Regions from separate parts of the Homo sapiens genome. Here region 1 is linked to region 2. The links are chromatin contacts, found by Hi-C or POLR2A ChIA-PET in ENCODE. All regions are on one chromosome and are shown on one strand. The core of a region is the stretch at or near the end of the contact, and the rest is flanking DNA. Distances in the headings are between cores, read along the strand shown. Region 1 overlaps ACSL1 (acyl-CoA synthetase long chain family member 1). Region 2 holds the start of IRF2 (interferon regulatory factor 2).

What was found. Hi-C counts contacts between places; a loop is a spot of excess contacts on that map. ChIA-PET counts read pairs that join two places held with the same protein, here RNA polymerase II (POLR2A). Pooled maps may share reads with other maps.
Region 1: a map of naive thymus-derived CD4-positive, alpha-beta T cell shows a loop between it and region 2 (14-fold over the local background). The contact joins the enhancer-like site here to the promoter of IRF2 in region 2. A Hi-C loop is called at or near these places in 2 of 168 maps with a recorded cell type or tissue (both naive thymus-derived CD4-positive, alpha-beta T cell) and 9 of 50 pooled maps. POLR2A ChIA-PET finds 5 or more read pairs at or near these places in 3 of 52 experiments (CD8-positive, alpha-beta memory T cell, H1 and T-cell).

The regions. Positions count from the first base shown.
Region 1 is chr4:184,761,008-184,765,972 of GRCh38, reverse strand. It overlaps ACSL1 (acyl-CoA synthetase long chain family member 1), which reads left to right. Exons shown (of 21, transcript NM_001995.5): 14 at 1-82; 15 at 1,048-1,120; 16 at 2,718-2,806; 17 at 3,450-3,566. Among named protein-coding and RNA genes, the nearest start is that of CENPU, 29 kb to the right of the region's middle. Within about 2 kb of position 2,337, at least 8 of the 41 ENCODE cell types and tissues checked have a DNase peak (open chromatin) inside an H3K27ac peak, as active enhancers do.
Region 2 is chr4:184,471,885-184,477,359 of GRCh38, reverse strand. IRF2 (interferon regulatory factor 2) reads left to right here and starts at 2,810. Exons shown (of 9, transcript NM_002199.4): 1 at 2,810-2,981. IRF2-DT (IRF2 divergent transcript) reads right to left here and starts at 2,558. Exons shown (of 1, transcript NR_186573.1): 1 at 56-2,558. RefSeq lists enhancers at 1,772-2,101, 2,452-2,641 and silencers at 2,672-2,791, 3,602-3,651, 3,732-4,421, 4,482-4,551.

The DNA.
Region 1 (4,965 bases), core at 1,088-3,587, 290 kb before region 2:
AAGAGTCCGGCTGATGGTGACAGGAGCCGCCCCGGTGTCTGCCACTGTGCTGACGTTCCTCAGAGCAGCCCTGGGCTGTCAGGTGAGGTGGATGTCACGGCGCCTGATTCTCCCACACTAGGATGCCCAGTCCTCTTCTGCACCAAAAGTCATCTGTACTGTGTGTGTGTGTGTGTGTTCTTTCTTAATTGACAAGCGTATCTATATTTATGGCGTAACAACATGATGTTTTGATGTATGTAATATGTAAACATTGTGGAATGGCTAAATGAAGCTAATTAACATGTGTCTTACCACCCATACTTTTTTTTCCCACGTGGTGAGAACACTTGGAATCTACCCTCTGGGCAGTTTTCAAGTATATGATACATTGTTGTTAGCTCTAGTCACCACGTGGTGCTATGGAGCTCTTGAACCAGTTCCTCCTGATGGAGACTTTGTGTCCTTTCACCAACATCACCCCTATCCTTCCCACCCCCTACTTTGTGTGTGTGTGTTATGTTTGTTTGGAAGATATGTTATTATTAGGTTGCTTGGAGAAGCAACCATATGTATATTTTTTACCCTAGGCAGGGGAATGTGTGTGTCTGCCATTTGTTGAATTTTCTCTAGGATCAGGTGCAAGACAACCTTTAGAAGCAGGTATGCAGCTGTGGAATGGGTCACAGGTGATGAGCCTACCCGCACACCATGCTGACAACCTGTAGTAAAGGGAGAAAGGAGGATTTGGTGGCAGACGGGGCATGTGTGGGGTACATGTCCTGTGAATTGGCCAAGGGAGTTCACTGCTGCTGGGTGGTGACCAGTCACATAGGGGTTCTCCCTCGCTTGGCCACTGGAAGTTAAATAGAAGGTGTACCTGGGTGACGGCTGGTGTTGGCGTAAAGCACACTGGACCATTGAATGAACTTACTGAACAGACCATTTGAAATGAGATTTCACCAGTCAGCCATGACTTGGGAGTTAGTGAGACTTCATTGCTTGTGCACTTCCAGTAAAGGTGTGATTGTGCTCTCCTTAATAATGTTGCATCTCTTGGTGCCCCAGTTTTATGAAGGATACGGACAGACAGAGTGCACTGCCGGGTGCTGCCTGACCATGCCTGGAGACTGGACCGCAGGTATGGCTGTAGGAGGCTCCTTTTTGGAATTTTGTTATTCATACTGGGTTATTGGTATGTCTGGAATTGGGTTAATCACTGACTGGTTCATTAACCATCTTAAACAAAAGTGCTATGTTTCTGATCATTAGGCTCTGGGGGCAAACACTCTTGTAAGTCAGGGCACTGTGGGGAGAACACCTCCTGCAACTGAGGGGTGGCGCTGGGGATCTGACTGTAAAGCTGGTGGCAGCAGAGACTTGCCTAGACTCTACTAGTGACATCTGAGAGGGGCCCTGTGTTCCAGATTGAGAGTGTCTGGCCCAACAGAGCTTCCTAGTAATTGAGTAGGGTCTCGTTATTTGCTGGTCATTTTAAACAACAAATAGTTATTGAATTTGTACTGTGTGCTGTGCTAGGTGTTGGGACTACCAATAGGAATAAATACAAGTCCTTTTTCTCAAAAAGTCATTTCTCAAAAGGAAAAAGGAGGAGGACAAACAAAAATAATTGAGCATCTGTCATGGGTAAGCCTCTGTGATGGGTGCTTAGGATGTACCTAATGTCAGTGTAACCCCAACAGTGTCCCTGTGAGATAAGTTCTGGTACTTCTCAGAGGAAATTATAGATTGTTGCTTAAGTAACACATAAATGATGTATGAGAATTTACGCGGCATTATGCTTTGGAGCCAGGATTTCAACCCCGGCCTGACTGCAGAGCTTCTGTGCTTCCTCTGTGTCACCTGAGTAGTAAATTCTACACTGTGATAAATAAACTTCCCAGCTTATTTGGAGTATTATAAGTATTAGCACCATTTAGTAACATATATTCTAGAACCTAGCACTGTCCACTAACATCATTGTCCTGGAATTAACGCAGACAGTCTGTGAATCTTCTTTATGGTATTTGTTTAATTTTTAACCTCAGTTTCCTTAACAGAGAATTTGGAATACTGATCTCTAGAAGCTCAAATTATTAAAACATAGGAAGAATTATTTGTGATATCTAATGTGATATCTAACATATCTAATGTCTGTTGTTGCTGCTTTTGGAAAAGACAGCCCAGTCTTAACAGCCTTTGGCAAGAGAGTTAAGTTAGCTGTAGAAATAAGCACTGTCCCGTCTTAGTAAAAACTGTAAGACATGCTTCTTCATACGCAAGGAAATAAAGGCCGTGTTGATCAGAACCAGGTGGTGCGTGAGGTTTGCCAAAGCTGCATATGTTCTCTCTTCTTACAGAGAACAGGATGCTAAGAATTCTGTGTAAGATGAGTGCAAGTAATGGGTGGGGGCGATCGGAGGGTGGAAGCCGAGTGAAGGTTTGAGAGAGGCTGCTTCCAGGTGTTTGTAGGAACCTTCACATAGAGGCCAAATTACTCATAAATAACTCAGAGCATCACACTTGGAAAAGGTCCTGAAGACACTAAATATGTTCTTCCCTAGTCTAAGAATAGACTCTCTTAAATTATACTAGGAAGAGAATGGCTGTAATTGCAGAAATCAGAAGTTTATCCCAGCCGTTTTTCTTATGTGGAATCCTGTTTGCTATCAAAATAATTTGACCTGAGGTTATGAGTAGTTCCCTTAGGAATGACCATTTGCTTATTTAATATACAGGCCATGTTGGGGCCCCGATGCCGTGCAATTTGATAAAACTTGTTGATGTGGAAGAAATGAATTACATGGCTGCCGAGGGCGAGGGCGAGGTGAGTGAAAACCGTCAGTCATTTTCCCTCGCTGCCATTTCCTGTGATCGCTGGCCTTTGCGAATGCTGTGGTATTTCCCAACAGCTCAATAAAGCCATTGAACTTGACTTCATTGGTGATCCTGGAGTCTGCCAGGCTTCTTTCTGAGGGTACATTTATGTTCAGCTCTCGGGGAGTGGGCAGGAGGGACACTGATGCCTGTCTTCCTCTGCCAGGCCTCATAGGGATTTGGGCTGGAGAGCCTGCAAAGAAAGGCCCGGTGGCCTCAGTTCCTGGGACGAAGGTCCTGCCTGTTGATTGCCCTGGGTACCTATTAGTGAGCTGCTGGCTGCTGGATGGGAAGCCTAATTACTTAAAAGTGATTTCATCCCCTGCGGGGCTTTCCAACAGCTTTGAGCCAGAACCTAGGGCAAGCATTTGCCCTACAAATCGGCCAGAGCTGAGGTAATTCAGGAAGGGAAGTAGGGGCACTGGAGATCTCTCGCAGACCCTGGTGGGGCTCTGGTAACTCCCTCTGCATCCTGGAGTTTAGGGCTTCCAGCTAAAGGTTGGGGCAGACACACACGTACACACATGCACACACCAGTTTTCTCTGGAAAAACCCCAGTAAATGCTGTTCACTGATGATCTTCTTTTCTTTAGGTGTGTGTGAAAGGGCCAAATGTATTTCAGGGCTACTTGAAGGACCCAGCGAAAACAGCAGAAGCTTTGGACAAAGACGGCTGGTTACACACAGGGGACATTGGAAAATGGTTACCAGTAAGTTGCCGCCTCCTCAGGTCACAAACAGTTCAGTTCCACTGTGGGGAAGAAAATGTCTTATCTACTGTGCAGCTGCCATGTGGCAGTGGCACCCTGAATTTTCTCTTTCCCTTCCTCCTTGGTGAGTGGTATGATGTAGACTGTTCCATTTCCTGCAGGGGACAGGGTTACACTTAGCATCCTTGGTTGGATTTTCACTTTCACTTCAGCGAATATGTTTTGTTCTGATGCTTTTTTGTTTCTTTGTTGTGTTTTTGGGGTTTTTTTTTTTTGAGACGGAATCATGTTCTTGTCACCCAGGCTGGCTGGAGTGCAATGGCGTGATCTCGGCTCACTGCAACCTCCACCTCTCGGGTTCAAGTGATTCTCCTGCCTCAGCCTCCCAAGTATCTAGGATTACAGGTGCCCACCACCACACCTGGCTGATTTTTATATTTTTAGTAGAGACGGGGTTTCACCATGTTGGCCAGGCTGGTCTCAAACTCCTGACCTCAGGTGATCCACCCGCCTCAGCCTCCCAAAGTGCTGGGATTACAGGCGTGAGCCACCACCGCGCCTGGCCCGTTTTGATGCTTAACATCAATTCTGGTTGTTGCTTCTCAACCGGAATACAAAGAGACAGTGGCTTTTTTACAATATCCGTACTGAGCCGTGATGTTGAGGCCTCAGTTAAATAAGATCTGGGGGAAGTTGTGGTAGACTTCCAGCAATGTAGGATGGGTAAGGATTTGGGAATAAATGTGTTTCTTAGGTTTGTCATCTCATTAAAAATAGGGTGTTTCACAGATTAGGCGAACTCCTTGAATTTAGTTGAATGTAGTCTCAGAACCATTTACTGTAGAGAAATTCTGAAGAGTCTATCTTAAGAGTGAGAAGCTTGTGCAAGAAGCCTGACCTGTCCTACCTGTTGGTTTGACCAGTAATCTGCTGTTTCGAAGTTATTATGATGCTGATTGCAAGCCCTAAAATTACAAATATAATTTTTATTACTGTGTATTGGCAGATTCTTGTAGATTTTAGGTGCTTATTTCTTTGGAATTTGTATTGATTAGAAAAATACCTCCCAAAATTACTTCAGATTTTGCAATACCCAAACTATTTAGAGCTAAATTAAGTCCCCCTCTTCCGGTTCAAGAGAGATTAAATGTCAGTTCCAATTCTACTGTGGCACTCACGAACACATCCCATAGTCTCTCTGGACCTTGGTTTGCTCCTTTTGAAAATGGAGAACTGGTGTGGAACAAAAGAACCCTAGACACTTTCTACAGATGACTTTTGGAGGCATGAGAGTGGCCCCGGGGTGGGGATGGGGTAAAAGTGGGACTAGGGTTTTGCTTACGGCACTACTGGGATGTGGCTGGTCTGGTCCAGAGATGCTAGAGCACTTCCACAGTTG
Region 2 (5,475 bases), core at 1,561-4,060:
GGCAGGAGATGAGGCTGGAAAGGTCGTTTGGTGCCAGATTACAATGGACTTTATGTGTCTTGTCAAATAATATGGTCTTTATTCTGAAGGCTACAGAGAGGCTTTTGAGGGGGGCAGTGTTAGGTTTGGAATTGTGCTTTACCTGAAGTTAATTTTCGACTGGATTTTGGCAGTAGTGTGGCTGCTGGCCTGGGGGAGTCCAAGCAGGAGACCAGGAGCACAGGCAGCAGGCAAGTGCAGTAACTGAATGAAGGCAGTGCCCTGAGCACGGGCCAGGCCCAGAGATATTTAGGGGTAGCGTCAATAGGATATGACTGATTGGATGTATGTTGCACGAAGTAGGGCATTAAGAAAAAAAAGGAACAACAAACTTCTTCCTGCTTATCAAAGACCATAATGAGGGCAATGGCCTTTCCTGAAACACGTTCCTTGGGAAGTCAAGCATGAGCATCACAATAGTTTGGAAGCTATCTGCACCCAGCAAGTGAGTTTCCAGTTAGCCTCACGCATGGCAATAGGTGCTTAGGATGCAGGATGCAGGTTCGTGGCCCCGGCCCTGTCTGGCTCCCCTGAAATCACACCACAGAGGCAGCTGCCTTTCGTAAACACAAGGCAGGCAGTGTTAGCTGGTCCAACTAGACCTCATTCTTTCTTTCACCTGGGGCCTGTGCACGGAGGCTGCTGACATGAGTGGACTCCCACGTGTGTGGTGAACGAGAAGTTCAAAGTGACACTTTGCATTCTTCCCTTCTTCTCCACTCTCCTCTTCCCGCTCCAGGAAAAATAAAGGAAGATGATTGTTTTGGTACAGGAAAAAAAAAATGAATACTAGGTTTTTAACTTGTGTCCCGGGTTGGGTAAAGAATGACAACTATTCTATAGTTTGTATAGACTTTCCCTTAGTGGTCATTGCTATATGACATAAGAAAGTCAGTGCCTGGGCCAGGCACTGTCACAGGCCTGTAGTCCCAGCTACTTGGGAGGTTGAAGCAGGAGGATCGCTTAAGGCCAGGAGTTCAAGGTTACAGTAAGCTATGATAGCACAACCTGAGTGACAGAGCAAGACCCTCTCTTTTTTTTTTTTTTTTTTTTTTGAGACAGAGTTTCGCTCTTGTTGCCCAGGCTGGAGTGCAATGGCACAATCTCGGCTCACCACAACCTGCGCCTCCTGGGTTCAAGCAATTCTCCTGCCTCAGCCTCCCAAGTAGCTGGGATTAGAGGCATGCGCCACCAAACCTGGCTAATTTTGTATTTTTAGTAGAGATGGAGTTTCTCCATGTTGGTCAGGCTGGTCACAAACTCCCGACCTCAGGTGATCCTCCTGCCTTGGCCTCCCAAAATGCTGGGATTACAGGCATGAGCCACTGCACCCGGCCTACCCTGTCTCTTAAAAAAAAAAAAAAGTGAGTATTATAATAGAGGGGATAAGGAATAATGTGTATGTGAGGTCTATTTCTGAGACCAGAGCCACAAAACAGAATCCTGCACCTTAGCCATTTTCTTACCACACGCGTTTTCTTGGATACTTCCATTTTTCCAGTCTATATAATTCAATACTTCTGTGACAGAGAGGTGTTGGAGTTTTTTGTTTTGCTTTTGTTTTTTCGCAACTCTTTACATACAAACAGCTATGGTCTCCCAGGAAGGAACTTCCTCTGTTGAGTACAGAAGTCTGGGAAAAGACTGGTGAAATTGCATGCGAGGAAGAAACAGGTCTAACTAAATGTGAATCTATACTTTTAAAGCAAGGGACCACAAAGGGTAGGTCCCAAGGAAGTTGCATTGCTTGCTGCACTTGTCACACGGGCTGTACTTTCTTCTCTCATTTATTTCCATTTACAGCGTTGAAAACTGAGGCCTTAGGCTTTGGTTGAAAACCGAGGCCAAGGGTGACCAGCCAGTGAGTTAAGGAGGCCCCAGCCGAACTTTGCTGGAAGTGCTCCAGCATAAAGCCTCTCTCCAGAACCAGCCGCCACTGAGACGTCTTGAAGTCAAAGTAACTCACACCCTTGTCCACCTCGCCCTGCGGTGAAGAAACTTCGGTCGCACAGGCTCCAGAACTCATCTTGGCGTGGGCTGTGACTTACTGGGGGATGGGCCTCCTTTTCGTTCTAGCTCCTAAATGGAGCGGAGCGCCAGGTGGTGTCAGAGGGGGCGGCGGCCCCTCCAATGGTGGCACCCTCAGCCACGGATAAGGTTCCAATTAGGTAAGGACGCAAGTAATGCTGTCGTTTCGGCTGACTGCTCCTTTCATTCCTTGGAGGTGGTCGGTGTCACAAAACGAATTTTCATTTACTCTCAACAGTCACACCAGCCCTGCTAACTGGATGGTCGCAGCCCCGTGCCTTCGCCGGACGCCCTCCTGGAACCTTCAGGCCACCCTGAGGATGGAGACTCGGGTGCCCGCTCTCCTCCCCTACCGCCGCGGGCCTGCGCCCCCCGCCCCGGACCCCGACTCGGACGTTCTAGCCGCACGTGCGGGCGCCCCTGGGTGCGAGCCGCGGACTCACGAGCCGCTGCTTGTTGCTCCCGCCGCCGCGACCTGGGGAAGCGAAAATGAAATTGACTTTTCCGAGAAATGATGAAAGCGGCGCTGCCCGCCAATGAGCTGCTGCGGCGAACTTCCGCACCTCCCGGCCGGGCCGCTCGCGCCCTCCCTCCGCCTCCACCTCCCGGTTGCACAAGCTTGAAACAAACACTGGGGAGGAAGGGCGGAGGGAGGAGGGCGGAGAGGGGAGGCGAGGGAGGGAGCGCGGCCGGAGGAGGGCGGGGGGTGGGGGGATTTCCAGCCGCGGCTCTTCGCAGTTTCCTCTCCTTGTTTTGCTTTCGATCTGGACTGTTCTCAGGCAAGCCGGGGAGTAACTTTTAGTTTTGCTCCTGCGATTATTCAACTGACGGGCTTTCATTTCCATTTCACATACCCTAGCAACACTTATACCTTGCGGAATTGTATTGGTAGCGTGAAAAAAGCACACTGAGAGGTAACATTTTTCAAATAATAGTTGTGACTGTGTGTGTTTCTCTCGAGGGCATGTTTCTGGGGACTGTGGGGGGCCGTGTGTGTATGCGTGTCCTGATGCCTTGACACGATGTTTTGCAGACGGAAAATGCCGGGGTTCATAAATATTAATACTGATTTTTGGAGGAACAGTCGGCGCAATTATGGATCATCTGATTTTAGGGGAAGCAGGTTCTGCTGCTGTTGCTGCTGCTACTGGGGCTGCTGAGGCTGCGAGGAGGAGGAGGAGGAGGAGGTAGAGAGGGAGGAGGAGGAGGAGGTTGGTGGAGGTTTAATTTCACTTTTGGATTTGCAGATGCGGAGAGGTGGCTCCATGGACACAGACCTGCTGTGTGTGCTTCTGCGCCCCAGGTGTTGTGTGTGGGGGTGCAGGTCAGCTGGAGTCGGGCCTCATTTAAAACAAAATTGTGTGTATGTGCGTGTTTGTGTGTGCGCGCGTGTGTGTGTGTGCAGCCACCGCCGCCACCGGATCCGAAGGAGGGGAGCGGGTCCTTCTCGGTGCCCGCGGCGGCGCCTCTCCAGGCTGCCTCCAGCGTAAATAAGCAGGCACCGCTCCCCGGCCGGGAGGAGCGCCTCCAGCCACGGCCAGAGGAAACTTGCTGGGGCGCCCCGCGGCGGTCCAGGGGCTCGCCTGCCTGCCGGGCTCGGGGTCGGGTCGCGGGCGTCGGGTGCCAGCGGCCGGGGCGGGAGGGCGGGCTCGGAGCCGGGCCGGGCGCCGGGCCTGGCCGACGCGCCCTGCTTCCTGGGGGCTGGGCCGCCGCCGCCGCCGCTCAGAAGGGACGCCGCGTCCTCCTTCCCGCCGGCCAGCGCCCGGTCGGGCCCTGGGGCTTTGTCATTGCACTTGTCCCAGCGCGCCAGGGGCTCGGGCGGCGCGTCCCAGGAAGGCACCGTGCCGAGGGGTCAGCCGCCCGGGCCGCGGCCTAGCGCCGTGCGCCCCCGGGTCCCCGCAGGCGCCCCCGGCCGGCCTCGCGCGCTGGGCCTGACCCGCCTCGGCTACGGAGCGGGCGAGGTGGGGGCGGGGAGCCTCCGGGGACCGAGCGGCGCAGTGGGGGCCGGCGTCCCCTCGGGGTCCCGGGGCGCGGGCCGCGGCGGGGTGGGGACGCGAGTGCCCGCCCCGTGCCCTCCGACCCGGCTCCGGGCGCCGGGTGACATTCGCCCGCTGGCCGAACATGGTTGGTGCAAAGCCGCGGCGGCCGCCACTTCCTTTCCGCCTCGCCGGTAGGGCTCGCCCACCGAGTGAAGCCGGCCGCGGCCAATCGCGGCGCCCGCCTGCTCCCAGTGGCACGGCCTGGGGGCCGGCGTCCGCCGGGGCTGGGGAAGCCGTTCCAAGTTCCAAGGGTCGCGGGTGTAACTCATGCCCCTCCCAGCACGCGCCGGCGTCTCCCCTTGGCCCCCGGTCTGGGTGCGTTTGCCACCCTCTCCTCCTTGTTCCCTAAGAAGCGGGGGAGGGGAAGGAGGCGGGCAGCCTGGGCAGGGCGCCAGAGCCGTGGTCGGGCACCAGGTGAAACGCCCGGGTCAGTCTGTGTAGGCCGGACCCTTGGCGCTCGGCTGCGGATGTGATCCCGGGGACTGGCGGCCGAGGTAGCTCAGAAGAGCGAGGTGGCTTTCGCTCGTTTCTGACCCGCTACTGTCTGAAACTTGGGGACATATTGCCCGCCCCCTCCCTCTTCAACCTCCTCCCTCCGGTTGCTCCTTGTCCTTGGTTATGGAAGGAAAAAACTCAGTTGTTCTAAATGAGGAAAAGTGGTGCTGGCATTCGTCTTCAGCCACCGGCCTCCTTATGGCTGTGACTCGGTCTGCTTTTGATGAATGGCCAGGAGGTATGGAGGATAGTTAGATTTCCTGTTGTGGATTTTCAGGCATCACCGAGACTGCTGTCAAGCCTGCAGTCATTTACTAGTTTTCATATCGACTGCAGGTTCTCTTTGAGCAGTTCAGTTTTTGGTGCTTAAGGGCAGGTGCACAACGGGGTCTGGGGTTAGACCAGGCGGTGGATAGTCTTGATGCTAGGCAGATGCAGTTATCCCTACCAGGCCCAGAGGGTGACTCTGTTTAACTTCACCACGCACGCAGATTCAGGATTCTCTGATTTCCCCAACTTTCCTTTATTCTTCTTTTAGTGGGAGAAGGGGCAAAAGTAGAAACCTAAAAAATCCTGGGAAAAGGAGCCTTTTCTGAGGAAACTTCAGCAGATGAAATATTTAAGACTTGAACTGGGATCTCTAGGGGGAACGTTGGAACATCTATTGATTGATGTGTCAAAGTCCGGAATTTCACTGTAATTAGTGAACGATTATAACTTGTAACTTTGTCTGTTATGTAAGAAATTACATTTTGGTCTCTTAGATCCAAGAGTTCTTGTCTGTTACGATTTGTAACTGCTTGTTAAAATTAAACATTTACATATTTCATTCTCAGTGAGTTGTCATTTTTTTGTTAGAGAAAGTTCCAGTTAT